Linked DNA regions of Mus musculus: region 1 is linked to region 2. Evidence: chromatin loops called from intact Hi-C (ENCODE). Cell type or tissue: gastrocnemius. All regions are shown on one strand. Links, peaks and the distances in the headings refer to the core of each region. The heading gives the core; the rest is flanking DNA.

Region 1 (16,164 bases), core at 4,402-12,401, 66 kb before region 2:
TTTCGTTCCCTCAGGACACTGCTTTCTTCTCCGCCAAGAGATGCAACCCTTGCATCTCACCCTCCTCTCCCCAGCCCCAGCCCCTTTTTAAATTCACTCTGAGCATAAAGTCATGTGCAGAGAAATGGCTTTGTTCTGATCACATAGACTCATAGACACATAGATCACATAGGTCTTCTGTTGGGTGAGGTCCTGGGCCGTTTCATTTGCTAGCAAAGTTGGTCATTCAGTAATTCCAGTTGCCCAAATATAAATATATAATTTCAAAACACACAAATAAGTTGTGAAGTCCATTGGAAGTCAGGACCCAGGGTCGTGGGTGAGCCGTTACGAGTACTTAATCTAAAGATGGCACTGAGACAGAAAGCCAAACCCTGGCTGTGAGTGCGTAGACATCACTAGAGCAGGGCATGTTGTTGCTCTGTATGCCCCAAAGCCCCATCTACTTGCATTCCCTATGCTTGCTGTCACGGGTTTTTATACAGCCCGTTCTTCCTGTGTGCCTGGCAGAGCCCAACACGAAGCTGTGGGGATGGCCTCTCCAGGGACTTCAGTCAACCTACAAGCAGCCACATTCCTTTGTTTCTAATATTTGGTGACAGAAGCCATCACAAGGCTGATTAGCACACAGCTGGAGTCCAGGCAGGTGCCAGAATTCACCAAAAGAGCTATCAAAGTCACTTGTCCTATTTGTGATTTGCTTTTCAAATCTTTGAAAGTTTGTGACTCTGGTTGAAGAGCGGGGTCAATGGGGCGGAAAATAGGGGGAATGTAGGACAAAGCACATCACTGTCATCTTACAACTATCTTTATATTTGGGGGGATGATACGATACCTTTTCTAGCACTAAAGAAAGATAGATGGTATCATTAAAAGCCTCATTAGTCACCTAAAGCTTACTAGGATCACTCGGGAAGAGGATTTTCCCAGAGTGCCAGGAGTTGCACCATGCAGTGTGCTGGCTGCCTGCCTGCGTGTGTGAGAACCCCAATGGCTTATCACTTCGGGGCCCACTCTTTATTTCACTGGATTTGGGGAGGCTGGGGATTTGAAGAGCGTGTGCTTGGGTCTGTTGCTGAAGACTTCAAGTTCTTCTCCTGTTAAGTTGTAAGTCTCTAAAAACCCAAAAGAAACATTTCCATTTGTATTTATACTCCCCTGCAATATAAGCATGTCCTCATTAGTCCTTATTCTAAAGAGGACTTTTTGAAAAATTGCTTTTCCGGTATTCCCCCGCATCTTTTTCCTTTGACGTTCTGTGATGCATAAGCCGATTAAAGTACAGTGGTGCCCCATGCACCTAGCGTACCTCATACAGACTCAGCTTTCAATGGGCCATGTTTCTTCTCTATACCTAACTTTCCCCTTATCCCCAAATTTGGAAATAATGCAGACTGAAGCTCTTCTGTGAGAGCTGAAAAGGCAGGGCTCTTTTCAATGAAAGGCACACAGTCCTATTTCCTCACCCAAACTAATGGTAGTTCTTTGTTAAATCTTGAATTTTTCTACCTGACTTATAGTTTCCTTTTTATAGTTTGTTTATAAAAACCTGAACCAAGATGAGGTCTGTGTGTTTTCATTAACCCTCCAGATGTCCTAGGCTTCTCTTCTCCTCCCTTCCTCCTCTTCTAATGCACCCTGTGAGGAAATTCTTTGCTCTGTATACTTTATCTCAGAGTTGTCTCTGGCATGGATTTTTCCGGATTTTAGTCTTTTAAATCCTGTAATCCTGCCATGTCTTGCGGGGTTGGGAGGGGGTGGCGGTTAAGACAGGGTTTCTCTGTATAGTTCTGGCTGTCCTGGAACTCATGGAGACAGAGAGAGGGAAAAGACCTCAACTGACCTCATTTGCTGGCTGGTCTGGCTGTATTGATCCAAATTTCTTGGTTCTGGACACATATTTACCTGTTCCCCAATCTCCTTTAAACAAGTGTAAGTTTGCTAGCTGTCATTTATAGCTGCCACTCCTGATAAGTACTTTTTTGGTTTTTGTTTTCTGTTTTTTTTTTTCTGAGACAGGGTTCCTCTGTATAGCCCTGGCTGTCCTGGAACTCACTTTGTAGACCAGGCTGGCCTCGAACTCAGAAATCTACCTGCCTCTGCCTCCCAAGTGCTGGGATTAAAGGTGTGTGCCACCACTGCCTGGCAGTCCCACCATGTCTTATAAGTTGGTATATTATATTCATGTTAAATATTTCACAAGACTTTCTATTATAAGAATCTTATCTTCACAGGTGTCTTAGTTAGGGTTTCTATTGCTGTGAAGAGACCACTATGACCATGGCATAGACATGGTGCTGGAGAGGGAGCTGAGAGTTCTACATATAGATTAGCAGGCAGCAGGATGAGAGAGGCCCTGAGCCTGGCTTGAGCATCTGAAACCTCAGAACAAAGCAGATATATTTGTCTTTTTTGAAGAATGAATGTATAAAAGTTTCCTCTGTTGAATTAGATTTTTCTCAGTCCATTCCTGGAGCATTGGACAGTCAAGGTGAGGGAGAAGAAAACAGAAGTCATATTACCTGACACACATGGGTTGTGTCAAATGTTAAGTCACAGAGTGATACCTAGCATCTGGGCAAAGATAGATGAAGTATCTATGTTACATAAATAGCGAATGAAAACCCAACGCTGCCATTGATAAATTAATTCTTCTGTTTACTCCACACCCCCGCTTCTGGATTTCTGCCTGCAGGAAGACACCTGCTAACATTTTCATAACTAAACACACCAACGTCTTGTCCGAAGAATAACTTGCTCCCCACCCCCAACCCCTTGGAGCCCAAGTAGGTGTTAAATGTTCCTTTTCTAAAGTTAGTAAGGAAATTAAGGGAGGTGATTTACTAACAACTGTTTTACGTTTCTTTATAAAAGGGGATACGAGCAATTGAATCTAGAAACAAAAGAGTTTTGAGTGTTTCCAAGGAAGTAGTTGTTAGATTAATTAAGTAAATTTGCAGTGTGGTCTTGTGGTAGGATAGGTTAGCGATTTCCCAGCTGTTATACGAGGCATTTACTGAAGACAAAGTGGGACATCCGCTCTGCAGAGAGAGGGCACCCAGGCTCTGGCCTCGTCGCAAGCACCTCTGTGGACAGGTTGCTGTCTTGTAATGAGGTCAGTACCTTCAGGTCATCCTCCTGTCTACCGACTCATACACACAAACCCCACAGAGCAGGGCTGTGTCTTCGCAGGAATAGCCTCTGCTTATAGCCTCTCCATGTTTTGCAAGTAGATTACAGGTTCCCAGCCTTTGCTGGCCTATCAACAGGAATGCTGCCCAGTTGTAGTTGTTTTAGTTATTGTCATCGTACAGTTATCTAGTAGCTTTTAAAAATTTAATTTCTAGTTTTACAAGTAGTCTTTGTTCATGAAATCAAACAAAAATATAACCAAAGGAAAAAGAAAAGCACACATACAGTCTTAAATCTCATTACCCACAGATACTCTTCAGAGATGAATGTTCTTCCAGGAATCTTTTGTCACCACCTAAATTTTTAAATGTGGGCAGTGACATTGAGTTCCACACTGATGTAAGACAGCATAGTTCTCAGCGTGCTTTGGATCATTTACTGAATACCTAGCACCGTCAATCATCTCAGATGGGCTGAAATAGTGTGTGCCTCTTCTAAAGCAGATGGCATGAATTTGCAACTGCATCATTCCATAGTGGTTATTTTGAATTAAGGATATAGCTACAGATTATGGTGTTTACCTCATCAATCCCTAAAGGCTCCTGTTTGCCACGATTTTGCATGGTGTGCATGCATGCGTGCGTGTGTGCGTGCGTGCGTGTGTGTGTAAGAATTTGAATTTCTTCAGAAGCCCATCGTAACAAAGGAATGAATTTCTATGAAACTGCCAAATTCTGTATTCTGAAAGGTACCAGAGGACACTTGACGGCCATTATCAGTCCGAAGCAGCCACGGTCATCTGTCAGAGGAAAACATTAAAATGAACAACATGAGTGGGTGCTAGATGGTCCTGTTGAGGCGACTTCTCTTAGAAATAAATAGCTGTAGTTCTGAGAAATGAGCCTTCCTTCTTCCAGGAGCTCACATGTCCTCAGGGTGTGGACGTGCATAGAAGACTGCAGGACAGCAGTGGGCTCCTTGCTGTCTAGAAACAAGGCTGTTGCTCACACTACACTTCTCTTGTTACATCACCAGAATTTCTCCTTCTGAAATTTCCCATGCAAAACATACTTGCAGGCCACCAGCGAGCCCATTCTTTTGCGCTTTCAAGCTCTTGTGCTTGACTGTTTGGGATGGTATGTATGGATAGTGGGATGGTATGTATGGATAGTGGGATGGTATGTATGGATAGGTGCCTGGGTCTCCCTTGACTTGGCTATGACCTAGGAAGCAGGAGGTTTTTCCCTTGCAGGATAGCAATTGTTTTTGCCAGCACTACCTACCAGTGGATGGGTTTGCTTAGTTAATAGCAAACTCCGTTGCCTACCATTTGCAGTGGAAACCTCATAAGGGAAAACTGGTGCACACTCCTTAGTCTCATAACTAAATTATTATCCCTCCTTGAGGCTGTGGTAACCAAACAACACCCACTGAATTCATTCCTATTTCAGATACTGCTCATACTTTCCAGAGTCCTAAAACTTAGAACCATATGTGTGTAATTAAAGTGACTGAATTTTTTTTTAAAAAGTTTCATTACTTGCACAATGCAAGTTATTAATATAAGCAGTGGATTTCTTTGATCCCCTTCCCCCTCTTTTTTCCCATTTGTAAGGGTACAATGGTGTGTGGAGAAGTTTCTCCTCCCCTCCCCACATCATGGAGATCTGAAAAGCATCCGTAATGGAACAGACGGTGTGCTCAGGTGACTGAAGGAGCAGGGAGAGGTGGTTGTTCACTGATGCCGAGTTTTGTCGGGCTGAAGTAGAAATCCTCCTAATAGTGTACTAGTGACTTGAAGACGTTAGGAACCACAAGGCATTTCAGAGTCACCTTATTTGTAAGAAGCAGTGTCTGGGTTCTCTGAAAGCATTTAGCTTCAAGTTAATCTTTATACTGGGTGGATTAAATAAATAAATATAAAAACCAATGCTTCAGAAGGTGAGAGATGAGCTGAGAAGACCCATCTAAAGTGTCAGAGCCATCTCAGGCTCCGATGACTATGAGACTCCGACCTTCTGCCTCTTGAGACTTCACGTTTGTTTGTTGGTTGGTTGGTTGGTTTGTTGGTTTGTTTGTCTTTCTGAGACCAAACTCATTTTCATCACAAGATTAAAGGAATTGCACTAGAGTGTCCTCTAATCTGCCAATTGACACGAGAGAGAGAGAGAGAGAGATGTGTGTGTGTGTGTGTGTGTGTGTGTGTGTGTGTGTGTGTGTGTGATCTTTTGATAGCACAGCTCCTTTAGTTGATAGTTTGAGATTATTCAAAGTCAAGAAAAAAACATGCGCTCATAACTCAGTATCTCAGCTTAAATGCCTTTGTCTGCTTCCAGACTGTGGCTGTTTTACTGGGCTTCTTCTGCCTGCCCTTGTAATGCATTGACTGTTCCTTTCATGTTCAAACACTGAGGTAGGGTTACTAACTGAGTGGGTTCTAAAGTCAGCTCCAAATCGAGGATGCCAGCTTGCTTCAGGGTCTCCAGAGGAGTCCCCTCCTCTGGTCCTCGCTACAAGAATGCTGTCACCCCCTGTATTTCCAGCTGCTTCCCCAGAAAGGCATGGTGCTCAATATCATGGCTTTCGTGTGTAACTGGACAACACACCTTGCAGTTAGTATGTGGCGTCCTTATGAGTAGAACGTGGACATTATGGGCACAGATTACATCTTAAAGAATCAAGGGTGGAGCTTTGTGTGATGTCACATTCAAGATTGTAATCTTATTGTGGACCAACAGTAACAGATTGACTAGGAAAAAGATGTGCCACGTTTATGCCTTTGTCTTCACTGATGGTGGCCTTGGCGCATTTGGGTTCCGAGGCAGGCGGACATCTGAGGCTGGTCTACAGAGGAAGTTACAGGTCAGCCCAGGCTACACAGAGAGACCCTGCCTAAAAAACAAAAAGACAGATTCTTCCTAAAATAAATCTAAATCTGTCTCCCGATACTTTAAAGGGTGGCGTTCTCTGACAATGAACAGTTGGTCTGTCTGCTCAGAAGTTCTCCTTGACCAAGGATCTCAGGATCAACTGACCAGCAGCTATTGTCTAAATCCTCTGCTCGCATCTCCAAAAAAGGTGTAGGCTCTTGCATATGTTAAAGTAGAAACTTTAGAAGTTTGACTTTAACCCGAGTTTCTGAAACTCACTACAGAAATCCATTCCAGGCTTATAGACTACATATAGGTGGGCTATGTGTCTGCATTCCCGTACCCTGTCTTCTTCATAGCTGTTCATACAAGGAAGACTAAGCTTGTTGTCACCGTTAGCTTTCCTCTAAGCATTTCACCCTAAACTGAGTCTATGAAATAACTCCTAGAAAGAGGGGAAAGTGAATAGCAGAATAAAAAAATGACTAACAATGGTATCCTCACAGGGAAAACATGACCCGCCAAAGTTCTAGCTAAGCAATTGTGGAGTGTCCCTGCTAGAAGTTGGCTCAGGCTTCCTCTGGGGCTGTTGTGGTCAGCTTTTTGATAGAATTACTGTACATTTCATTTTGACTCCCGTGACGTACACAGCTGCTGCACCCTAATGAGAGTCCCGAGTTGTGTTGGCTTTGGATTAGGAAATTCTAGACACAGCTCGCCTGGCTCCTTTGACAGGAAATGCTGTGAGAGGCTGGTGATTTTCTGACCGATAATGGTTGGGATCACCTTAGCCTGCCTGTGTTGTAGTTCTGGTTTTCTTAAAAAGCAAACCCCGCGATATGTTCTATAAACCCTTAAGTAGGTTTATGACTTAAAACTGTTTAATTGTCATCCATGTAATGCTTTTTCTCCAAAGGGTGGGGATCTGATAAGAGGAGAGACAATCTATTTCAGTCTAATTACTGAGCATAGAAGAAGAGATCTTTAAGGGCTAGCGAGATGAGAAGACTCAGTAGTTTAGAGACCCAAGGGTCTGATGCCCTCTGGCTTCTGTGGACATCGTATGAATGTGTGTGCTGCACAGATACTCACATATGTTCACATATACATATGTAAATAAAAATAATCTTTTTATAAAATTGTCTTTTAACAAAACAAAGTCCCCAGAATTCTTTTCGATTGGAAGAATTTTGTAGTGAGAACCACATTGAGAGACAGACAGACAGACAGACTGCTTTTCAAAATTATTTCTTCCTTCACTCCACCAACCAGAAGTTGCAAAGTATTGTTTCTTCATGCAAACCCATAGCTGCGAGCCAAGTGTCGCAATCGTGCCTGCCTCTAACACCAGGAAGGAAAATGGAGAGATTTCTAAGCCACCTTGGGCAACACAGGAGGACCCTGTCTCAAAAATTTTAAAAAGTAAAAAAAAAAAAAATCATAAAATTACATAAAATTGTAAAAGTGGTTAAGGAACTGTATGAGCACAGTGGGTGTCCTTGCCGTGACACTAGTGACAGTGAAGACATCCATCCATTCAGATATTATTTTGCAGAACAAGGAGCCTTGTCAGCAGCTGGCCTGGGGACTCCTCTATTGTTTCCTGTTTTGGATCAAGTCCAAAAGTGAAAGTCATTGCTTTTTGCGCTGCTGAGTTGCCCAGCTATTTGGGTGACTCTGTTCTCTTACTAGAGGACCCGAGTGGAGGCGCATGCTCGGTGCGCGCACGGTGTGCGAGGGAGCGAGCGCATTTTCTGCGGTAACCTCTCGTGCTCGGGCTGACTCTGTCGGCTGCAGTGATTGGGAAACTGCTTTGCGGCACCGGCTGCTCAGAGCCCACCCCACCCAAGCCTTCTGCAGAACGTACAGTACGGGCCAGGAAAGGCAGTGCCGAAGTGGAGGGAGGAAGACGTCTTCCATGTTTAATGGGGAATGTTTGCTGTTCCAACACTTGTTTTTAGCCTAATTTAAAATGAACAGCTCTTCTCTGTTCCAAACAGAGAAATTACAGGCTCTCTTGGAACTTCCTAACAACCAGTTTATACAATGTATGCCAGGGTTTTTATCCACACCATCCTACAACCAGCCTACAAAGACTATACACACCAGGCTTGCAACCTTTAGTTATGGCAGGCACGTCCTTTCGATATGTCAGAAGTGTTTCTGAACTGTTATAGCTCAAGAGTAATTTTTGCATAAGAATAGAAGCCAAACTTCTAGACATGTAGATCTATCTCCGTGTAACTTTGTGTCTCAAAGCATAATTGTAAACACAGCAAGTCTATGCTAACAGCCATTTTCCATCCTAAGGGGGTTCTTTATTTGAAAGTTGTGGCTCCAGTGGCTGTTTTCGCACTACCATTTAATGGTGACATCGGTAGCATTGCTGTGCTTCACCAGCTGTCATGGTCACAGCTTTGTGGCTCCAGTGGCAGCACACTAATGGAGTGGAGTGCCAGAACTTGAAAAGCAGAGGCAGGAGGATTGCAAGCTTCAGGGCTGACTGGGCTGAACAGCAAGTCAGGCTGTCAGTGTCACTCCATGCACTAGAACACTTGTGCAGGCCACTGTAGTAGACCCAGGGCTCACCCCAGCACCGTTACCACCCGGTCACACTGGGGACTTAAGACTCTCCTGATCCACAGGATTGCTAAGGTGACGACCATGGATGACAGGCAGAAACTTCAGACACTGCTTCCTGGTTGCACCGTTGTGGCTCAGCTTGGACACCAGCTTTGAAATTGTTTCTTGAGTGTGGTTTATGTATGGGGCGGGGCACACATTTCATCTAATCATATGCAGAAGTACATCACTGGCAGAGTACTGCAGAAGGGAAATACGTGAGAAAGGCTATAGACAGGGTTTCTCAAGCCCTGACTTAAGGGGCATTTACATAACAGCATCTGAATGTTAATTAAAAGTGTTTTCTGGATTCTCCCCTCAAGCCTGCTACCTCGGAACCTCTGATGACCAAGCCTAAACATCTGCATATATTATAACTGCCGTGGTTTACTCTACGTCACAATTCCATTTCATTTTAGAGGCTAACATCCTCTCTCCACATCCTCAGCATCTCCTTTCAGCATCCAGGTCAAGCCAGGAATCCCCATGTGTCCTGCTGTGCCCCAGCACAATCTGGCTGGGACTCTGGCCCACTTGGCATGCTTGTCTGTATCCCTAAGCTTCCTGTTGGTGGGCTGACCTCTCCAGTCATTTTGGCCCCCTCTGTGAACTATTAACTACAGGCCTTCTCAGATAACAGCACTGGTCTGGTTAACTTTCACTTTAGGGAGTGACTTTTTTTAGCCAGCTTCCTGGTTAGCCTAAGGCCATCTTGGCAGAGCAGAGAGAAACAGGCAACCCTAGAGCATGGCGGTTCTCTCTAGTGACTTCCTGAGCGGGCAATTCAATATCTGAGTCTCTGCTTCATCTCAGTCTACATTTTCTTTCGGTGGTTTGTCTTGCCTCAAACTCAATCAATATGCTCTGAAAAGCCGTATGTGTGTATGTATGTATGTATGTATGTATGTATGTATGTATGTATGTATATTTTTAAATGGTCAACTTGTAAAGAATTCCTTACAAGTTAATTAATCAGAAAATAAGTTAATAATTGAATTAGTTCCTCTTGTGGAGGTTGGCATTTTGTGTTGTGGTATATATATATATATATATATATATATATATATATATATAGTCTCTAGAGGTATAAAAAGCATATCATGTCCCTGCCTTGCTTAAGGCCAGACAATGCTCAAGTAAATGATTTTTATTGCTGTTAATTATTATGCCTTATAAATTACTCAGAGGCTCTATCTACACCTGTGGCCACACCAATCTGCGAAGCCATATCTCATCCCCATCCCAGTACAACCAGCCTTCATGGCCTTGGACTGGCATCCCCATCTTTTCTGCTGTGAGACTTGTCTGTGTGTTCATAGCAAAGCCGTGGCAGGTCAGGCTCCTCCTCATGAGTCCATTTATCAGATCACCTGTCACCTCCCTGGTGTCTCATCTTGTCACTGCTGAGATAGCTAACCACCACATTTTATATATAAGAAATCATTAAGTTACTCCGTGCGTGTGTGGTGTGTGTGTGTGTGGTGTGTGTGTGTGTGTGTGTGTGTGTGTGTGTGTGTGTGTGTGTGTTAGTTGACAGCAGCAGAATATATAGACTTTGTAAAAGAGATTTGTCTTTCTCACTTTTTAAATTCTGGAATACTAAAGAGAACCTAGCATGGAATAAGCGTAGAGTGAGTTTTCCTAAGAATAAAAACCCAAAGAGAAACTATCTAATTAAGCCAGAGTTTGACAGTCAGTTAGCTGTGTACTCCCCAGCTCTTTTCCGGTGGAACACTCAGTTCTTGTGTGACCATTGAGTTAAGGTTAACTAGTTAGGGCATTTACACATAATTGCCTGAAAAAAGAAAGCTTCATTAGTTTGAGATATCGTTGTTGTCGTCGACGATGATGATGAGTCGTCGACGATGACGATGATGATGATAATGGCTGAGTCTATGCACATCCTGCAAAGTTGATCCCGCTATCATAACAATGTCTATTACAGCGACAGGTCTATCCTTAGCCAGCCTCATCATTAGTGCCCATCTCAAATTCTTCATTTTTGCACATTAACTGATTTGTAGATTGAAGTGCTGAGTCATTATCCAGCAGTTTCTCCCAAGATCCCCTTGTAGGAGGCTGACTGACCGGCTGCTCTGTCTCTAGGCTGCTTGCTGTATTATGCTGGTCTACATGCCCTGGTTTTGAGGGCCTGCCCTGTGCCTGTCAGAGCTTCAATCTATGTGTTTCAGGTTTTCATTTCTTTATTGCTGGGACTTCTGATTAATTTTTAGAAGCCAGTTTAGCATTTTTCTCAAAAGCATATGCTGCTAATTGTATTGAGGCCGTGGGAGGATGGGTGATGTTTGGACAAAATTTGGAGATGTACCACAGGCTGGCCATTACTTTTAGCTTAAAATTGAACTTTGTTTTTTCTTTTTTTTCCTTAGTGTCTTAAATGTCATTAATCAAGAAATTCACTTAACTGGTTTTTTTTTTTTGGAAGTAAGACCTCAAAGCACAGGAATTTAGACTTGGGGATATCTAAAGACCCTTCCTTCCTTCCTTCCTTCCTTCCTTCCTTCCTTCCTTCCTTCCTTCCTTCCTTCCTTCTTTCTTTCTTTCTTTCTTTCTTTCTTTCTTCTTCTTTATCTCAACCATTTTATCAAGGTGAACCAGTATGTTCACCTTGTTGTGCAATCAGGTTTAGAAATCCTGCAGAATTGAAACTGCTAATTAAAAGAACTCTCCATGTCCACCTCCCTAGCCCTGTGGCACCACCCCCCACCCCCTCCCAAAGTCACCACTTTCCTTCCGTCTGTCTGTACATGTTTGGCTGACTCCACAATCTAAGTCACTTAGTATATGTCTTTTCGTGGTGGCTTATTTCACTTGGCACAAAGTCCTCACTGTTTGTCCACTTCTTAGCTTGTCTCAGGATTTCTTGTCATGGCTCGTTGATACGTCATTTGAAAAGACCACATTCTGCTATCCACTCATCCACTGACGGACACTTGGGTTACCCCGGCCTCTTGGCTGTTAGGAATGATGTTGTTGGAACACTTATGTGAAGATAACTTTTTTTTTAAGGTTTCATTTTTAGTTCTTATAGACAAAACTGTGGGTCCCAGGTGAGATTGCTGAATTATGTGACCATGCATTCATTTTTCAGCGTTTAGGGTGGCTGCTATACCATATCATCTTCTAAGCATTTCCTTCCATGTTACATCCCCTCTGTCGGCACACAGTGGGTCTAGGCTACCCACATTCTAGACAGTTCTACTTGTTTTCTGATAGGAGGGCATGCCCACCTAAGGCATGGCACTGATGGGACTCCGAGGGGTCAGGAGGAGGCAGACCTCACTACAGAGGTGAAGTGTCCATTAGCACCTCTAGGAAACATACCCAAGCTGTCGTGGAAATCCAACAGATTGGCCTTCAAAAGTAAAGTTTATGAAGGAAAGCCCAGACATCAGCTGAATACTTCGCAAAGACGCTACGTGACCTAAGTGAGATCAGTGGGCCTGAGCTAATTTTTCTTCTTAAATAGACCTATTACGCACGTTAAAACGTGCTCATGGTGCACCCTGGGTTTCTTTTTCCAAACCACTCTGTGATTCCATCGGGGCTGCAAGTTCTTCAGCCCATCTTATGGATCCACGAAAGACATTGATTTGGGGTTTTAAGTACTACAGAGCAAAGATGACCAGCCGTGCTTCCAGCAAAAAGGAAGTCTTGAAGTTTGGATTAGGATGCCAGGGACTGCCGCCTGGCCATTCACAAATGGCCACGGAGCTGAGCCAGCGTTCTGAAGCTGTAAAATTGGAAGCTCTCAGTTGTCTGCAAGTCCAGTGATAAACGTGCCGCCCGATGAGCTCTGCTAGATGTCTCTTGGAGACAAGTCTGTGGCAGTGTGACATCACCACCGACAGATGCTGTAAGGGCTGTGCATTTGAACAGTAACTCTGCTGAGCTCCATCCCACATCACAGCTGAAAAGCTAAGAATGAGTTCCAGTTAGAAGGGAAATTCCTACGATGTTTATTTATTTTTGTTCTGGTGCCCGAGAAAGCCAGACGAGGACATCAGATCCCTGGAACCTGAGTTACAGACAATGGTGAGCCAACATGTGGGTGCTAGGAATTGATCCCCAGTCTTCTAGAAGAACAGCTTTGAACCTCTGAGCCGTCTGTCTCCACCCACATCCCGGTGATAGTTAAAAATAAAAGTTCAAAGGCTTTTTATTGGCATCGCCTCTGCTTTTCCTTTAATCCTGCAGACTCGGTGTTCCGAAGGATCTCTGTCAGGTATCTAGTGAGTCAGTTATATAGGCCAACAGGCCATACTTACTTGTCTGTCTCCTCTCAAGGTGGTGAACTGAGTTAAATAAGAACAGTCCTGTGTCAGATGTAAAGGGCCCAGGTGATGGCAGAGCTGGGCCTTTCTCCTGTCATGTTCATCTGACACACTGCTCGCTGGGCCCAGAGAACAATCCTGCTTTCTGAGTTAGGTTTCTGTTGCTATGATACAACATTCTGATTAAAAGCCACTTGGGGAGAAATGGTTTTATTTCATTTTACAAGCCTTGGGTCAACAGTTGGTATGTGATGGAACTCAAAGCAAACATTGCAAAGAGGCAGGAACTAGGGTGGGAGCCAAGCTGCCTCTGTGACTTGCTCGGTTTGCTGTTTTTTTCTTCATCCTAGGACCATCTGCCCAAGGATGAAAACCATCCACAGTAGGCTGGACCCTCCCACATCAAAAGGCCATCAAGAGAGTGCCACACAGGCTCGTCTATAGGCCGGTGTGGTAGGGGCGTCTTCTCAGATGACTCCCGTTTTTGTCAAGATGACAAAACAAACAAACAACAACAACCACCACCCAGTGTACTTGTACTTCTATACATATCTATCTTTTTAAACATCAGCTAATGATAGGATTTATGACAAATATCTTTCTCCTATCATCTCTTTCCAGATAACTGTTTGGTCAGTTGCTTAGTAAATAAAAGTCCACACTATGAGGTCCCTCGTGTGGGTGGATGCCTGGAGTTGTGTGTACTCATGAGTTTGCCACGAGAAATAACATGGAAGGCCCTGGAGGGAAAGTCGACACTGAAAGGTTACCTGAGGAGAGAAATCCCACTCGGGTCTAAGACTGAAGCTCTCTTCCCTCTGAAAGGAAGGTGGTTCGTTACCCTTGAGGTAACTTGTGTCCTGACCCTGGGAGTAGTCTGTGGCAGAGCCAGGGACAGAGGAAAGCACATCACTATGTCCACAGGTGAATGAATATTTTACAGACACGCCCCCTGCCCGGTAAAAATACTTAAATATGGGGGAAAGCAAAACTAAGCTTTTTTTTTTTTTTTTTAATGAAGAGTATAGCCTACCATCGAGTGAGCATTTATACTTCATATTTGTGGAGTGGTCATCCCCTGACTTCACCATCTTTGATATGCTCATGATACTAATGATTCGGTTATGTGATGACAAAAATGATTCCTGAAGAAATTAATGTGCTGTTTGAAAGGGTGGTCAAGATCTGATTGGCTTTTAGATTAATGTGCCCAAAGGAAGACCCTGGATATGCGAAGGAGCAGAAAGTTAATGATTTATGGCTCCCCCTTTTCTCGAGGCTGCAGTAAGAGCTGTAGATAGAGCTTGGCTTCCAGAGGACAACCGCAGCCCATTCATTTTAAGGATGTGAGAAACTGAGCACCACGGTGACCTCGAATCACCTCTTCCTCCTCCCGCTCCTCATCCCCCTCCTCCTCCTCCTTTTCCTCCCCTTCCTCACCCCACTCCTGCACATAATGGTCTATAGCGTGCTTCAGGAACTCTCCCCACGGTTGTCGTTAATCATCTCGGGAGCGGTTGCTTTCCCCCTGCAGCTGTGTAAGCCAGGGAAGCCTGTACCGTAGTTTCGATGGAGCAGGGCAATTGGCGCTGGAATTACTGCTGCTCTAATAATCTGCTCCTACTCCAAGCACCATGAGTTTTCCTGACGAGCTAAGTTTTCTGGAGAAACAAGATGACTAACCATTTTTGTGATTCACATGACGGTTTGGTTTGGTTTGGTTTGGTTGGTTTTTATTTTGTTTTGGCTTTTGGCTTCAACATTCCACCTTCACTGTACCCTTCTCATTCATTTCAGCTTCTTTCTGGTTCATAGAATCAGGTTTTCTAGCATCCTGTCACTAATGGTCGAGTTTTGTTTGATGTTCTCATTATAAAAGACCAGACACCTGCATATTGTTCTTCTCTTAGGAAATTGAAAGTATCTCTTAGGCCTGGGCTAGCCTTCTCAGGAATGGATTAGGTAGCATTGTGTTGGTCGTTGAGAAGATAAATCAGAGGAAGAGAACTCACCCATCACAAGACACAGAACTCTCAGACTTCACATCCTCACTTGGATGTCTGTGGCTCATAGATGGGTTGACTCCCTCCATGGGTTACTGATGGAGCGTCATGCACAGGCTCATGGAGCAAGAGGACAGTCAAGATGGTGTCTTGAATGATCTTAGCCTAGAGCTAGAACCAATAGTTGCTCCCAAGATTAAGGGCTAAACTTCTTGGTGTGGGCTTTGTTCCAGGCACTGACATCATGTTTTAGGGCTTGCAGGAGATTTTATCATCAGATAAACCGAGAGCCACTCCCCTAAGTTGACAGTCTGGTGAGTTTTCAGAAGCAGCTCTGAGCTGTGAGCTGTAGATTGAAGTGGATGCTGCATAGGAACTAGGGGTCCTTGCTTAGGCTAGCTCACAAGCCCCTCGCTGTCTGTGTCTTTGCCTGTAAGTTAGGCACGATAATGTCTCTTGGAGCTAGGAGCTTGCACCATCTTGTGGCTCACATGTGAGACATCCTGAGATGTCTACAGAGTCAAGTTTGAGCCCACCACAACTGAGGCTGGCACGGCTAGGACTCAAACTCAGGTGAGTTTGACACTTTCCCTATTGGTCCTGAAGGAACTGAAGCCATCGGTCGTATTACACAGAGAGACGTCCATGTGACTCGTAGGGAAATGTGATAGAAGTTTCAGTAATGTAAGATCCTGGTGCATTTGAAGACAAAAAATCCTAAACTGAGGTCTCAGATCCTATAGCCGTACATCTATGCCTGTGGCAGCTGCTGATGGACAGCCAGAATGGTACCCGTTGCCCTCAGACTTATCTTACTTTCTCCTTGCCTCCTGACTCTGCACTCTGCAAGGCTGGGTTTTTATCAAGTTAGTCATTCAAAGTTGGCCCCAGAGTGTTAGTATTTTGCCAGGTTCTTGAAACAAGTGGGTCATTTCCAAGTTGTACACTCTAGATGTAAGGACCTGCTCAGCTATATTTAACATGTCGGGTCACTGGGAGACAAGGAGTTATAGTATTTAAACAACACTCAGACCCTTACCTTTCTCTTTTATTTGGGGGAGAAAAAAAAAGCTGCTTGTATTTACCAGTCAAGGGAATTAAATTGACATATCAGAAGTTGAATCAAAGCCAGCCCATCCTATCAAACAAAATTCAAAACAACTGTCTAAAGCAGGAGTTCTCTGGCTTATCAAGGGAGTGGCGAATGGAGACAGCAGCTGTACAAGGCACACCCACCATGGT
Region 2 (16,164 bases), core at 4,677-12,676:
ATAGCTATGAAAGTTTGTGTACCTTACCTATATGCTTATTGTTAGATAATTTTAAGAGTTAAGATCGCCAATCTTGGCAAGTCTTTTTATATTCATTGTAATTCTTGTCAATTAACTAATTGTGTAGATCCTAATTTAGATAAGGAATCTACTGTTATGTTTTTGTTAGAGACCTGCTTATGTTTTGCTGCCTATTAGAGTTAGAAAATGATCCTTGGTTTTAAAATCTGAAAATGCAAACTTTAAAAAGGTATCTACCACAGCTTTAGATCAGCAGCTACATACTGTCCATTTTGTTAATGATAAGCATAGGAATATTTCCATAGCTTTGTCAGAGCAACATATTATATAGATAAAAATTTAGAGACAAAAGATGTCTTAGAAGTAGTAGTCTTAGTAAAAAGACAGGATATAACAAAAATTAAGGCTAGAAAGGTGGAAATTTTAGACATAGCCAAGCCTTGACCGGTGTTCCACTGTCCTAGAAAGTCCTTGAACAGACCATGGGTTTAGAATTCAGGAAGAAAGTTGACTATTCAGTGACATTCAGAATTGCCTCTGGCATTACACTATCACTTTAATAAAAGCTAGGTCATTGCCTTACACAGGAACTTACCATCAACTAGGAAAAAGGAAGTTTAAGACCTAAAGAGGAACCAGAGTAGATACTTAGAACTGTAGATAGCTGAGTTACACCCATACACAAGTATTTACAATGGCCTAGAGGGAAGGTAGACTACCAAAACTGGTTTTTCAACCTCCCCCTGGCTTTCGACCTTGTTGCCCTCCCTTTTGGGACCCCTATTGGAATTCCTATTATTGATCTCCTTCGGTCCTTGGGCATTTCAGAAATTGACCTGATTTGTTAAATCTCAAGTTGATTCATCTCTTTCAAGTGCATTTGTTTCAGTTCATTACCATCGGCTAGACGTTGGTGATAACAAGCAGGTTACTGGAGAAGAGGCAGACGTGGATACCGCTTCATCACCCTCTTCTCGGGGAGAGAGACTCAATTTCCATAAAATGCTTAAGTAAGATCATTCCCCTCCCCCTAAATTCGGCCATCAGTCTCATGCCACAAATCATTTATAGATTGCCGTAGTCTGTGCTTTTCCGACATGGTAATACACATTCTCGCCACATTGAAAACTAAACAGTCATCCAAGGCTAGACACATCAAAAAATTAGAACTTGAAGCCATCGCCCGTGAGAGTTGTAAGACTAAGTACTGCACAGAGATTAGTCTGAAAGCTGTTAGACAGTCTCTGAGAGGCATGTCTGATTGCATAAAGGTTGAGTGCCCCAGGGACCTTTCTCCAGAAAAAACGGCACAGGAGCAGGTCAGGGTTACTCTGGGTAAAGATCTGTGGGCCTGAGAGTCAATCCTGTACATGGCCCCTAACATTAAACACTGGGGATCAGACCTCTACCTCTACCCACGGAGCTTGCTTCATTCCTAATTCCCTTGGCTAGCCCAGGTTATACCCAACAGACTGGGACCATTAATTCAAGCCTCATAGATGACTTGTCCTTGTGTCCTTCGTGGTTTTAGAGAATCATCCGGTGAGCAAACAGACGTTTAGGTGATCGTTAAAAACGTGGCTACAAATTTATTATACAATATGCCTTTATAAAAATATTAAAACGGGGGAGATGTTGGGAGCCATTAAGGCAACGCTATTGTCCTGATCTCTGAATTGGGCCTCTCCCCCTGAGAAGAAAAGAGGGTCAAAGGCGGGCCACCGACACATGGATTCTGAGAACTACCGGATGTTTCAGCCCTGGGTCATCACCGCTCTCCTGACCACACCCTGACACCACCAAGATCCTGCTTCCCCATGTAACTGCCTAAGAATGTGCAATTCTATTGCCCCCCCTCCCACTGATAAATACTTCTCCTTTTGCTTGTATTGCCCTACCCCTCCCACTGATAAGTATCTGTACTTCCCCCTTTGCTTGTGCATTTAAACCTTGGACCTTTCTCAATACATGGGGGTCTTGATACAACTTCAGAACGGTTTCCGTGTCGTTATTCGTACAAGACCCTCGTCTCTCTCTACCCCCCATTTGGTTATTAGGAGGAGGTCCCCTCGAGATCCTCGAATAACTGGACCTGCTGGACGGGTCACTACTCTAGTTCCAATTTTCATTACTGTTGTATGTGTAAGGGAGAGAGCAAGCACATGCATGTGCCACAGCATGTCTGTGGTGGGCTGAGGACAACTTTTGGGGAGCCAGTTCCATTTCACCGTGTGGGTCCTGGGAATCAGGCTCTGGTGATCACCTTGGCAGCAGAGGTTGGGAAGAAATACTGTAACACGGACTTTACCAGCCGAGCCATCAGGACTGGTGAGATTTAGTGATGCTGTGTTTATAGTTGTGAATTATCTTGTACTTTTTTTTTCAGACAACTCTATCACTGGAAAATAATTTTATTTTTAATCTTTATGTATTTTAAACATCCAGTCATACTACTTTAGAATATTACTGTGCTGTCAGAAGACTATTTAAGATGCATAACACAATGTTTGAATAGAAATGACAATGAAGCCGGGCGTGGTGGCACACACCTTTAATCCGAGCACAATGGAGACAAGAGGGGATAGGAGGGTTGGGTGTCTGCTTGTGAAATTGTGTCTTTTGTAATGACAGGAAAAGCATACCCCTGAAATCTCAACAACATGGCTGCCTAACCAAGCCCTGAGTGATACGATCAGTTGGCATGTCAGCAGCAATAGGGAAATCCACAAGGTCCCACCTCTAGATGAAGCACTACAAGAAACTAATGGCTGCTAAGACAGAGAGAGACAGAGAGGGATGAGCCTCCTCACTGGCTGTTCAATCCCAAGTGGTCTGTCCTACAAATAAATATATAAGAGCAACACTCAATACTAAATGGACGCAGCAGGTTGTACTTCTATATTTATTATAAGAAAAAGGGGCTAAATATGTAAGAGGGATGGGATGCGCAGGAGGGGTTGAAAGAAAGAGAGAAAAGTAGGAAATTACGTAAATACAATACATATATATGAAATTCAAATAATGAATGACTGGCACACCCCTGTCTCAGTCCTGCGCTAAGGGGAACGCCTTAGGCGTCCCAGGATTAGGGAAATGTTTGCTGTAGGCTTTGGACGATTCCCTTCATCGAATTCAAGAAATTCACTTTTCCAACTTTACTAAGAAGTTTTGTCATGAAGGGTGAACGTCTCTGAAAATACCTTATGCCTGTACCATGGTTTCTTTTGTGTTGTAATATAATTGAATAATTTACATGTTACTTTGAAATAGTCAACGGATGTTTCCTTCATTACATAATTGACATTTGGTCATGAAATGCTCTTAAAACTCACTGCCTGATTCACGGCTAAGCTTTTGCGTAGACCTTTGTAATTGAGTTTGGTTCTTAATCATCCTTTTCCATTCTGTACTAGTCCACTGAAGAAATAAAGGTTAAAACAAGGTGAGGAACACTTCCCCTTTTCTATTGCATGATATAAGGTGCCTGCATCTTGAATAACTGGTTATATATGCTAGTTGTATCAGCCAGGATTCACACAGGAAGCAAATCAGAGGATATTATATAACAGGTAATTTATTATAGAAATGAAATGCTGTATAATTTCAAGAGGCATTAGGAAAGTCAGGTCTAGGAGGAGGAGGAGAGCAAAGTCACCTCTCAGGACTTGTGAGGCAACGGGAGACATGGGCAAGTGAGAGCTGTGGGAAAACCACGGGCTAGCCCCTCACGCCCAGTGGTAGCATGTAACAGGGTAGGTTTGTGGGAGGCTGATGCATCTGGGTGTGGTGGCGGGCCTGAGCCCACTGGTTCTCATAGGATCCATAGAAGGAGAGATAGTTAAGCAAAGGACATGAGGGTGCTCACTAGATGCAGCGCTAGGGAGAGCGGGCCGAACCTCACCTGGGCAGCACAGCAGGGCTGGCCCTGGTTGTGAAGGTGTAAAAGGACCAGCCTCATGGGCATGAAAGAGGGAGAGCTGGTCCTTGTCTGGACAAAGTGAGAGTCAACTGTGGTGGCACAGGCACAGGAGAGTGGGTGGGCTGAGCAGCTTAGTTTCCTCCCAGGCCCAGATCCAGAGCCTGAGTTGGCTCACCTAAGCATCTATCTCATCTATGAACTGCTGGAGTATAGGATGGGGTCCAGCCTGTGGATCCAGAGCTGCGGGATCTCCATGACACAAGGCAACAGCAAAATATCTGAGACGCATCCCAGTGAGGATCCAGGATTGATAGAGTAGCAGACACCAGAGGCCTCGAACCAGACTAGTGGCTCATGTCAGTGAACATTTGCAGGTTAAACTGTTTGGGCGAAAGGATATATACTTTATAACACATTGCAGCTTCCACAGTGAGATTTTATTTGTCATTTTTTAAAATTTACTTATTATATGTAAGTACACTGTAGCTGTCTTCAGACACAGCAGAAGAGGGCATCCGATTTCATTACAGATGGTTGTGAGCCACCATGTGGTTGCTGGGATTTGAACTCAGGACCTCCGGAAGAGCAGTCAATGCTCTTAACCACTGAGCCATCTCTCTAGCCCCGAGATTTTGTTTGTTTGTTTGTTTGTTTATGGAGGTTGCCAGGGCAGAGGGCAGATACAAAAAAGGTGGGGAGATGAGTGGTATTGGGGTGCATGATGTGAAATTCACCAAGAATCAATGAAAAATTTCAAAGTCGTTGGGGGTGATCGACAGCCTGGCAGCAGTCACTGTGAGGCAGAGTAGGGGAGCAATTGTGCCTGCGCCCGCGCCCTTCTCAGTGACCAGCTGCGGACATAGCATGTAGGATGAGAGCTTTTACCTGACCCTGTACACCACTACTAGAGTGGGAAGCCTGCTGTTTTCCTGGTTGCCACCATAGGGCCTCTAGCTGTGAAAACTCTGCCAGTGTTCTAATAGGAAGAGTTCCACTTCGGGCGGGCCTGGACGAAAGAGCTTGGAGCTGCACAGAAGAGAATTCTTGTAAAGACATAAAAGAAACACGACAAAGCACAAAACTCATTTTGCTAAATGAGTTTTTAATTCTCCTGGTCAACTAGTTTTGCTTAGTCGTTTTGGGGCGGGTATGTGAAGGGTTCTTATAGATGACACTTGGTGGTGCTGTAACATTCTCAATGGCCATACAGTGATCATATACTTGTGTGAACAGGGCACTTTATATCCAGGCAAAACTTGGATTCTAAAATCTTGCTAAGTGCCGCAGAGGGCAGAGTGTTCCTTCCACATGGGGTAGGTGACAACAGAGACTCTCCCATCCGGTACCAGGTACATCAAGACCATGAGAGTTAGAAAATTAAATGTAGTCTCGGAAAGATATCAATCAAAGACCTTAGACGGAAATGCTTTTACATGTGTATTTTCAAACAAATGAACACATGCCTCTTTGAGAGATGAAGACAGAAGGAGGGAAGGCACATCTCCAGGGTGGCAGACTGACCTGAAGACCACCCAGCAGACCAGAGGCTGCTGGTGTGGCCTGAATAAGCATTCACAGGGGTTCCTATTTCTAAGGTTTCCTCATTAGTGCAAAGCTCAAAGGAAGTGAGGGTTTTCTGGTTCAAACACAGATATATATTTTGAGGGACTGTGGGCTCATAGTCCATTGGCTATCTTGAGATGCTAAAAGAGGTACATTCAATGGACACAAATGGAAGCCAATTTGTGAAGGCTTCAGAAAGGATGACTTATTTTTCTGGGGTCGGTTTACTTATCAGAAATAAAAAACAGGTCTTATGAGCTTTCAGGCTATCCATTGTCCACTGAAGCAAAACTAAATTCAGAAAAAAAAAAAAATTGGAAGAAAGTGTCACTGAAGAACTGGGTAAGGCCCTCAAGCCTGAAGTCACCCTGCCCTCAAATGCCCACACATGTCCACGTTGAGAACATGGGTGCCCAGGCCTTATTATTCTGATTACGTAACCCACATCCTAAGACTCGGGAATAAATGAGTGGTAAAGATAAACAGGGGCAGGAGTTAATGCCTGGCCTGCACAGCCTGAAGCCCCGGACTGCCTGGGACATAGTGTGTATACCCCGAATCTTCTGTGTTAGCCACGCCTTGAAGATGCACCATTAGAATCACAGTTAGTTCAATCTTCTTTACAGTGAAATACTTGGCTCAAACGATAACAAACGTCATCAAACTGTAATAAAATGCTGATGCTTTAGGGTGATTTTATTTAAATAATTAGGATAAAATAAATCAAGCAATTTGTTTACAATCTCATGTCTTAAAATAAATTAAAAATTCTATGGAAACAGCAGAATTGAGCGTTTTCACTGGGAAAGACTTCAAGAAGAAAAGACAATGATTAAGGTAATGTTTTTAAAGTTAAATATTTTCATTCGAAGATTTTTATAGTATAAAAAGATGATCTAATCCTGAATAAATCAGATTCTAAGTTACAGTTTTTTCACTAATTTATCACAATTCAGAAAGCACAATTATGAGCATGGGCCACACTTGGCAGTATATCATAGCAAAAGTTATAGTGTTCCAAGCGTTCCTGAGAGTGAGCTAAGACTTCTATGTAGATCACATCATTTATTCAGGGGTTGACAGAGCATGGGGTCACCTGCTTTAACCCACTCCTTCTGAGGCAAAAGGAAAAGAGGCAAACCGTCCAGTGAAGAAGACACAGCTTATATATGAATGTCTTGACTTTGGTTTCTAATGATTTTCTCCACTTCTCTTTTGAGTATCTTCAGTGGAACTGCTTAAAGCAAGAAGCAAAAGTCGCAGCTATCCCGCTGTGCAGCTCTGCAGCTGTGCAGCTATCTTCAGGACCCTGAGCGAGCAGTGATTAGCCGTGGAAACTGGAGTACCAAGTCTGTAGCATTCTACCATCATCAGCCTGGTTTGTTATTTTCCCTTCTGTACCTTCTGTCTACTCCCAGTTTCTACTGAACTGGCTCTGTCTGCCGTGGCAGGTCTGGAGCCCTTTCGTGACACGATCCATTAGCTGACTGGAGAGAATGCAGCTTCTCCGGCCCCACAGGTCTGTAGGAGGGTAGGTGGGAGTTTCCCTCTATTTCCTGGGGTCCTCTGTCACTTGATGGTGGAATCCAGCAGCTTTGCCCTGTGCCCATTCCATCTATGTGGGGCTTCTGTCTCCATGAAGTCAGATGCACTGACCCTGTTCAAAGAAGATGGGTGGGGGACAAGAGAGAAGAATGAAGGGGAAAGAGAAGATAAAGGGAGAGGAGGGGCGGAATAGATATGAAGAAGAGATGAAGGAGAGGAGGAGATTTCATTGTTCACAAAGACATCCTTGTAACAGTCATGGGATAATAGACTTAAAACATACGAAACAAAGGAACCCATTGCAACCTATCTGGGGCTCAGGGTTTTTTTGTTTGTTTGTTTGTTTGTTTTTTTAAAGATTTATTTACTTATTATATTTAAGTACACTGTCGTTGTTTTCAGACACACCAGAACCTGTTACAGATGGTTGTAAGCCACCATGTGGTTGCTGGGAATTGAACTCCTGACCTTTAGAAGAGCAATCAGTGCTCTTAACCGCTAAGCCATCTCTCCAGCCCCTGGGGTTCAGTTTTGAAAACTGGCAAAGCATCAGTTGGTTGAGATGATCCAAAGAGCTAAGAGTGCTCCCTAGCCTTTCCTGTGTACACCCCACCTCCACATCAGGACCATACATGCCTTAGAACATTGTTTAGGTTTGAAATACATTTCCTTCCTCCCAGCTCGGTCCTCTTTCCCTAACCCTCACCCACTGGTGCTGGCTGGGGTCCATGACGATGTCTCTGTGCTCAAACACTACTACTATGATTCCATGCCTTTTGTGTGTGTGTGTGTGTGTGTTTCACGACAGGGTTTCTCTGTGTAGCTCTGGCTGTCCTGGAACTCATGCTGCAGACCAGGCTCGCCTCACACTCAGAAATCTACCTGCCTCTGCCTCCTAAGTGCTGGGATTAAAGGCGTGCGCCACCACTGCCAGGCTTCTTCCACGCCTTTCTAGGAGAACCAGTTCAGAGCCAAAGCTGACCTTCAACTCCTTCCTCACTCTCCCTCCCACCCAAGCTCCGTGTGTGCTTTCTCTGTAAATACCTATGAGGTGGGAACACGATGGCTGGTCGGACTACTCACATGGGAAGCTAAGGAGTGGATCAACTCATTTGCTGCTCAGTGCATAACAGTGTTAATGTTCAAACCCCGCGCTCTCAGCCTTCCCAATGCTGCAGCCGTCCATACAGTTCCTAAAGCTCTGCTGGCCCACAACCATAGCACTGTTCCCATGGCTACTTTACAGCTGTCATTTTGCTACTGCTATGAACCTTCACTACTACTGTCCAGCAGTCTTAGGTGTATGTGACCTCCAAAGGGGTTGAGAACTGCTGCTCTAATCCATTCTGCCCTAACAATGTGAATCCCCCACCTCTGGTATAACTACATTTCTGTCAAATCTTTGAGCTTTGGGTTAAGTTGCAAAATCTTACCACATGTTTCTTCTAAGCATATTTTCTCTGAAAGGGACCCTGTGTTGTTGGCTGCTCAAGGAAAAGTAGTAACTACAAGACAGCCCTTTACCTTCTAATAGTGCTGGCAACAATACCTCGGCAACTATTGAAGATCTGAGTTTTAAGAGTATACAGACAACAGTCACCATACATAAACATTTATTACAGTTTTCAGTCAATCCCTTAATGAGCCTTATTAAACTCGTCTTGCTCAAATTATGCAATAATTTTTTTCTGAATATAGTATTTTAGGTTACAGCACAGAGCATGTTCAAAATGGAAATTTAGAATGAGTTTTCTGTAGTAAGACCCCAGGTTCTCCCTACTGGAAACCGGAAGAGGGTATTATGGCGGTGTGTGTGATGGGAACTATCAGGAAATACAAGTAGCACTGACACTTAGCCGGCTCCTGGCACTAGCAGGGAACCTGTTTTTATTGGCTCAAAGATTTCCTTTGCCTTCCCAATGGCTTAGGACACAAAGCATGTTCAGTGCTGCCCTCTGGGCTGTAAGGAGGATAATGATATCTGAGCTCCAAACCCAAGGGACAGATCACAGTACAAGTCCTGGCAGAGGGACCACAGCAAAGGACGCAGAGTACGCTCCAGGGGAGCTTGAGAACTTGGCTCGGATCTATGGTCCCTTAGTGGTCTGACTGGACTTCTCAGCCTAGAGCCTGGCTGAGGGTTAGCTCCCGGTAAGACTAGAATATGCTGAAATCCCTAGAACAAAGCCAGATCAACTTTCATCAATAAGAACACTCCCTCCAGGCCACGGAACCTGTTTGGGGAGAGCTATTTCCATCCCCGGGGGAGCTACACTCGAAGCAACGACTGAGAACCAACACTAGGGATAGCCTGCAGTCCTAAGCAGCTCAGGGGCTAAGAGAAGAGGAGATGCAATCAAATGTGTTTCTCTCGTGGTGTCAGTGCCTCCCAGGGCTCACTCAGCTTAGACAAGGCCAATGGCCTTTTGTGACTAGATGACATTTCTCAGTGGAAAACACTTTTTTTTTTTTTTTCCTTGAGACAGGGTTTCTCTGTATAGCCCTGGCTGTCCTGGAACTCACACTGTAGACCAGGCTGGCCTCAAACTCAGAAATCCACCTGCCTCTGCCTCCCAAGTGCTGGGTTTAAAGGTGTGCACTGGCACCACCACCCGGCTGGAAAACACTTTTGATCAAGGTAAAATACCGACTCACCGAGCTGCAGGGAGGGAGACAGGCCAGCATCTACTACTGCACCATTCGTACCATCCGCAGGCAGACTCCCATTCTTGGGGTCTTGGTGTTTCTCTAGGACCACAAACTGCAGAACAGAAAAGCAAAGGGTTCAGAGGATAACTGCTGTGATCTAGAAGCCACCTTGATAAACCTTCAACCGTAGTCGAGCTCACCCACACAGAAGGTGAAGCTGGAAAGAAACGCCTTGTCAACTGTCTCCAGCTAAACGTACATTTTCCTTTTTACAGTTTTACCATGTATGTGTACAGGTGTTGTGGCTGCATGTATATCTATCTGTGTATGTGTGTATGCCTGATGCCCATGGAGACCAGAAGAGGGCACTGGATCCCCTGGAACTGGAGTTACAGATGGCTGGCTATAAGCCAGCAAATGGGTGCAAGAAATCAAGCCCCAGTCCTTGGAAGAGTAGTCCGTGATCTTAGTACAGTGTACTTAGATATAATAATAAATAAATCTTTAAAAAAAAAAGAATCTTGGATCCATAGAGGGTCCTGTTTTGCTGCAAATTATACAAGTGTCCTTAGGTATCACCAGTACTTGCCCATCAGCCAGGCCATATATGTGGGTTTGGGCTACCGCTGTTTGTGTGTATGTGTGTGTATGTGTCTATATATAATTCATTTAAGCATGCTATCAAGTCCCAGGTAATTACGACCGCTAGTGAGTATGGGTAACTACTATCTTGCAGGGATCCCCAAGCTGTTCTTTCATAGGTGGCAGCTCAGAAGGCAGAGTGCTGAGAGAGGCCCAGATAAGCACAACAGCACTTCTCTTTACTCAACAAACCATTTTTGTCATTGTTTGCATGGTTCAGACTCACGGCACACTTGCAATGCAGGCTGAGCAGAGCCGACTGGCCTGCACTCAGGCCAGACAGGTTAGGTATTAAAAGAAATCAAACAGAAAGAGGAAGAACAGAAGTAGGCCATGCTCTGGGCACAGGACCCAGGCCGGCAAAGTCTTTCCTTATCAGTAAGTGACCGGGTGAAGGACTGCCCCAAGGTTTGGACTTCTGTGTAGTTCAGAAAGGAGCCCTCCACAGGGAGGACCTAGAACTCAACAGTAAAGAGCATAGAAAAAAAAAAAATCTGTACCTATCTTTCTCATCAAGGGAAGGGTAGGGAGGTTTAGTGAGTGGAGTCAATCAGGGGATAGGGACAGTGATGTTGGGGATGAGGGTGACTCTCAGGAGCTGTTTTCTCTCCCTTTCCATTCTTCACAACACTCGTCACCCTTAGTCTCCTCCTCCTCAGTGGTCTTTCTGCAATGACGTATTGCAGAGTCAATATAGCGGCCTGCTGTGTGAGGGCATAGGCTCCTTATTTCTAGCTCCAGCCAAGATGCACACTGCAAATCTTCCAACCATGTGCCTCTCTGCTAGAAAGAAGCGCCCAAGCTCCAGGGCTCTGGCTGCGGTGGACGGCAGCTGATAGGAGCAGATTTGTTTTTGCTGCTTCTCCTCCGGGTTTGGGAACTGGGTTCTCCCCAGCTCTCTCTGACGTGTGCAGCGGCAGTTGGTGTGGACGGCAGTTATGACAGCTGGGGGGGACGGGACACACAGCTCAGCAGCCCTGGCTTCTGAATGAAGTTCAGAGCCAACAAGCTGCTTGCTACTGCAGCATGGAATTTTGATTTTTTTAAAATTAAATTTTTTTTATTTAAAAGAGACACACATGCAGAAACCATTTCTCCCCTGTTATGATTTAAATGAGATTAATTAAATGTGCAATCTAATTCTCTATAGCCTGTCAAGCGCCATGAAGGGAATTTAGCTATCCACAAAGTCATGAGACCTCAAGGAACTGAGCACTGCCCGGGTCCTAAATCACATGGCGTTTATGAAGCTGGATCTTAGAGTTATACAGAAGAAGATGAGAGGCCCAGAGGTTAAACACTTGTTGAAGACTGGCTGGGCACTAAGGCTAAAAGACATTTTGAGAGCAGTTGGCAGCTGGAACAGAGTTCAGTTTCTCTGAACATCAGGAAGGAAGAAGACAATGAGTAAGAATACTTATCAAGCAATTCATAGCTCATGTACTGATAACACTACCCAAGGTTGGGGACAAGAAGCCACAGCTGCCCCGCTGCTGCTGTTGGGTCCGCTGCTGCTCACACTTCCGCTTGGCTCATCACAAGGGTTCTTTGGGGGGTTTGATAGCTGCTTCCGAGTCCTGAGATAAAGCCAAAAAAATCTGAGTCAAGCTCAAAATAAAAACAAAACACCCATCCCACTCCGGGATAACCCGGAGCAACTGTGTCGGTCGACAAGTTAGATCTACAGATGGTACAGTCAGTCAAAGCACACAGCTGAAAACCCCCAGGCCTCTAGGGGGCAGTACTGGTAAGCAAACAGCTCTAGGGATGCTCAGAGGGACTTAACGTAACTCTGGGTGCACTGCAATCACAAGAGCTCTGACAAGCCTTTTTGTCAAGCAATAGTCCTTACCAGTTGTGTGTGTGAACATGGGTTTGTGTGTGCGCACCTGTATGGGAGTGTGCCCTTGTATGCAGGTGAAAAGCCTTGCACCTCTTTCTCAATTGCTCTACGTGTTGTGTTATTTTTTGAAACAGTGTCTCCAGTAAACCCAGTGTTTGCCACGAAGCCCCAGGGATCCCCCTGTTTCTATCTCCCCAGTGTTACAGATGTAAGTGCACAGTGTGCCCTGCCGTATTGTATTGTATTGTACTGCATTGCATTGTATTGTATTGTATTGTATTATACTGCATTGTATTGTATTGTACTGCATTGTATTGTATTGTACTGCATTGTATTCTATTGTACTGCATTGTATTGTATTGCATTGTATTGTATTGTATTGTACTGTATTGTATTGTACTGCATTGTATTGTATTGCATTGTATTGTATTGTACTGCATTGTATTGTATTGTACTGCATTGTATTGTATTGCATTGTATTGTATTGTACTGCATTGTATTGTATTGTACTGCATTGTATTGTATTGTATTGTACTGCATTGTATTCTATTGTATTGTATTGCATTGTATTGTATTGTACTGTACTGTACTGCACTGTACTGTACTGTATTGTATTGTAGTGTATTGTATTGTACTGCACTGTATTGTACTGTACTGCATTGTATACATAGGTGCTGAGAGCTGAACTTGGGCCCTTAGGCTTGTACGGCAAACACTTTACCGACTGAGTTATACGTGGGCCCTTCATCATTTTTGCTATTGGGCTACAGCAGTCTGAAGCTGAAACCCACCATCCATCCACCCCTGGCTGTCAATCCCCACCCACCGCTGCTCAGGCACGCTTACTGGCGTGTCCATGAAATCAGAGCCCTGAGGCTGAGGCAAAAGAACCTTGAGTTTGAGGCTAGTCCAGGTTACATACAAAGACTTGTCTTAAAAAAAAAAAATCAAATTTCTGAAAAACATTAAGTTATGTGTTAATATATCAAAAAACCAAAAATAATTATATCATGTGCTAACTTAAAATTTTCTTTCTCTTTCCTTCTTTTGAGATATGGCCTCACTATATATGTATATATGTATGTGTGTATGTGTGTGTATATATATATATGAGCATATGTATATACGCAGCTCTGGTTATCCTGGAACTCACTCTCTACACCAGCCTGGCCTCACAGAGATTCCTCCTGCCTCTGCTCCTGAGTGCTGGGATTAAAGGCAAGCACCACTATGACTGGGGAAGGTTTTTGAGTTTCCTTGTTTTCTTGTTGTTGTTTTCTTTTGTTTGTTTTTTACATCTATCTTTCCAGGGGAACAAGCCGCCGATGACTTAAAGTTCTTTTTACGAATATACAGAATCCAAACAATAGGCTAAAAAGTGCAGTGATGGGCCACCCAATTAGAAGTTCAAGAGTTTCCCTGGGGATCTTGTCTCCCAGAAGTGATGGAGGTTTTTAAATATATACGCCTCTTATTAGGAAGATTATTATTCATATAAAACAACAGCAGTGTTTGTTATACCCACTACACCAGGCCTATGGTAAACTCCACACACTAACTCAGCCTCACAACAACTCTTGTAAGAAGCATTATCATCCCATACCTCATAACAAAGAAAACCAATGCCCACAGATGAGAAGGCGCGCCAGGGGGCTTAGGTGCTAACTTGGATCGGAGCTATACAAGCTGCTTCCAGAGCCAATGCTGTTTACTGCTAAGTGTGCTATATAGCAGGGTCTTTGGGGAGAGCACCTGGCTGATTATGCTCAACTTTGCAGGATATGAAACAGTTGTAACTTGAGTGCTTGCTCAGCTTTGGTAAATGTGGTTGGATATTTACCTTGTGATGGCAGTAGGTACCTTCCATAGCACCAGAACGCTGACACCTGGTAGCTAGGTGGGCCACTGGACAGTTTTATAAAGCCCCTTCAGCAGGAGTCTTGTGATTCCATGATTTTTGTTTTTAACAGCACAGACTATTATAACACTTCCTAAGCTGTTTCGACCGATGACAGTGTGACATCATCATTTTAAAGGAAAGGAACAGGAGCCCTGAGACGCCTGCTCCCCGACGCTAAGGTAGTGCTTTTACATAAAATGTACGCTACCGTCTCACGGTTTGAAAACCCCTAACTTTAAATTACTGAAAACAAAACCCAATGACCAGAATTTCTTTCCAAGTTAGAGAAGATCATGATTTCTCTCTAGCAATAAGTAGGTATTGTGGGTAATTATCAGCAGGCAACCATGAAAAATGATAGTTATGCCGGTTGATGTGGGCATGCGATGCTAAAAGAAGAGTCTGGACTGCAGTAGTGCATTGTGGGAGATAAGCACATCTGATGTGAGGATGCAGCACACGTGCAAGGTCCTGGGCTCAGTCCTCAGCATCACCAAAACGGAGGACCACAGATCTTACACATGTGTAATGACTGGAAAGGAAAAGTAGGAACACTGATGTTTTTGTACAGCCAAGTCCAGGCTTGTGAAAAGAGCTCACTCCTCCTTTTAAATGCAGTATTTTGCTCAAGTTCATCCCAAGGAAGTATGCATTTCCTGGGGGAGCTTAGAGAAAGGCTGTCAAGTTTCATGGTAAAGAAGAGTTACCTGTAGTAGTAAGTCCCCCACATCCCCAAGACGAGCAGCAGGACCAGTGCCACCATGCAGACAGCCACCACCATGATGTCATGCTTCTGCCCGTAGCCAGCATGACGCAGTTCCCACCATCGTAGGTCTCGAGTCTGGCATCGATCCCCAGAATAGCCAATAACACAGCTGTCAAGGATACAGGAACAGAGGTCAAGCAGAGGCCCCCAGTGCCCGATTCTTACAAACTCAATGTGCATTGTCTCTAACCCTGTGCCTTTCCAGATGCAGCTTTGTGAGCCTGTGATGTCAGCTGACAGTACAGATTTACCATCAACACTCACAATATTACCACTCACGGGCTTTCCCCTTTTCTCAGCCGGCCTTTGGGACGACGGGAGCTATCCGATGACAGATGAACTCTGGGGCTAAGGTCCCACGGAGGCTCCCTTTCTTTTTTTTTTTTTTTTTTGGTTTTTTTCGAGACAGGGTTTCTCTGTGTAGCCCTGGCTGTCCTGGAACTCACTCTGTAGACCAGGCTGGTCTCGAACTCAGAAATCCGCCTGCCTCTGCCTCCCAAGTGCTGGGATTAAAGGCGGAGGCTCCCTTTCTAAACCAACACAAACCAGGAGACACCTGGAGACAGGTGTCTGGCCAGACCGCAGCAGTCCCAGGTCAGAGGAGAGAACTAGGAAACAGCGACCCTTGTGGAGCCCCAGGCTGTAATAGAAGCACACACACAGGCCCGGCACTGGAAGCAGGGCCTTGGCTAAGGAGGGGCTGTTTGCTTCTGTAAAACTCACCACTAGCCAGAGAGAAAATGTGGAAAAAACAAAACAAAACAAACAATAACAACAAAAACCAACCAGAGACATAAAAGGTGGGGAGCTCTCCTGAAGGCAAAGGGCCATTTGCCTATAAATTCCTCACTGTCCAATGAGCTGGTTACTCTAATTATCAGACACCAGTTTGCTAGCAATGCTCAAAAAGTAAGCGAAGCAATGCTGCCATCTACTGGAAGTGCTTGTTTCTAGAAACTAGATGCTGAGAAACAACTGCATTTTCTTCACACCAAAATTAACTTGGAAAAAAAAAATCCCATTAAAATTCCCTTCTCCTGACTCCACCAACCCATCCACTTCTCCACTTCATTCTAAAAGGACCCGAGGTGGGAAGCATGGAAGAACACTGTTGAACGTTCCAGAAGATCTGGAGTCTCTTCCCTAGTTCTATCCATCGTAAGAAAGTGGAAACTCACTTCCTCCGGAGGAAAGTAAAGGAGCAACACTTATTAGTCACCATGACTGACACCACACTACACATGGTTTTTACTCGCTATTTTTTTAACTTTTTTTTTTAGATGCCCCCTATTATACAGGTAAGGAAACAGACTCAG

The links. Peaks named below come from ENCODE experiments on the same cell type or tissue, not always from the same donor. Only the 100,000 strongest peaks of a DNase experiment are listed, where the experiment ranks them.
Region 1: a loop joins it to region 2, with 2.3 times the contacts of the local background. A loop is called at or near these places in 2 of 42 quality-filtered maps.

The regions. Positions count from the first base shown.
Region 1 is chr3:129,605,182-129,621,345 of GRCm38, forward strand. The region is part of intron 3 of Elovl6 (ELOVL family member 6, elongation of long chain fatty acids (yeast)); the gene reads left to right. Among named protein-coding and RNA genes, the nearest start is that of Gm35986, 81 kb to the left of the region's middle. In gastrocnemius, for the core only: no CTCF peak of the experiment used is centred there; DNase peaks (open chromatin) are centred at 7,773 and 9,152; H3K4me3 peaks cover 436 bases.
Region 2 is chr3:129,671,396-129,687,559 of GRCm38, forward strand. Egf (epidermal growth factor) reads right to left here. Exons shown (of 24, transcript NM_010113.4): 21 at 14,790-14,957; 22 at 11,796-11,916; 23 at 9,704-9,809; 24 at 6,182-7,160. The coding sequence ends at 6,925. Among named protein-coding and RNA genes, the nearest start is that of 6330410L21Rik, 74 kb to the right of the region's middle. In gastrocnemius, for the core only: CTCF peaks have their summits at 9,015 and 12,070 (motif pointing right); DNase peaks (open chromatin) are centred at 9,018, 11,205 and 12,064; H3K27ac peaks cover 420 bases.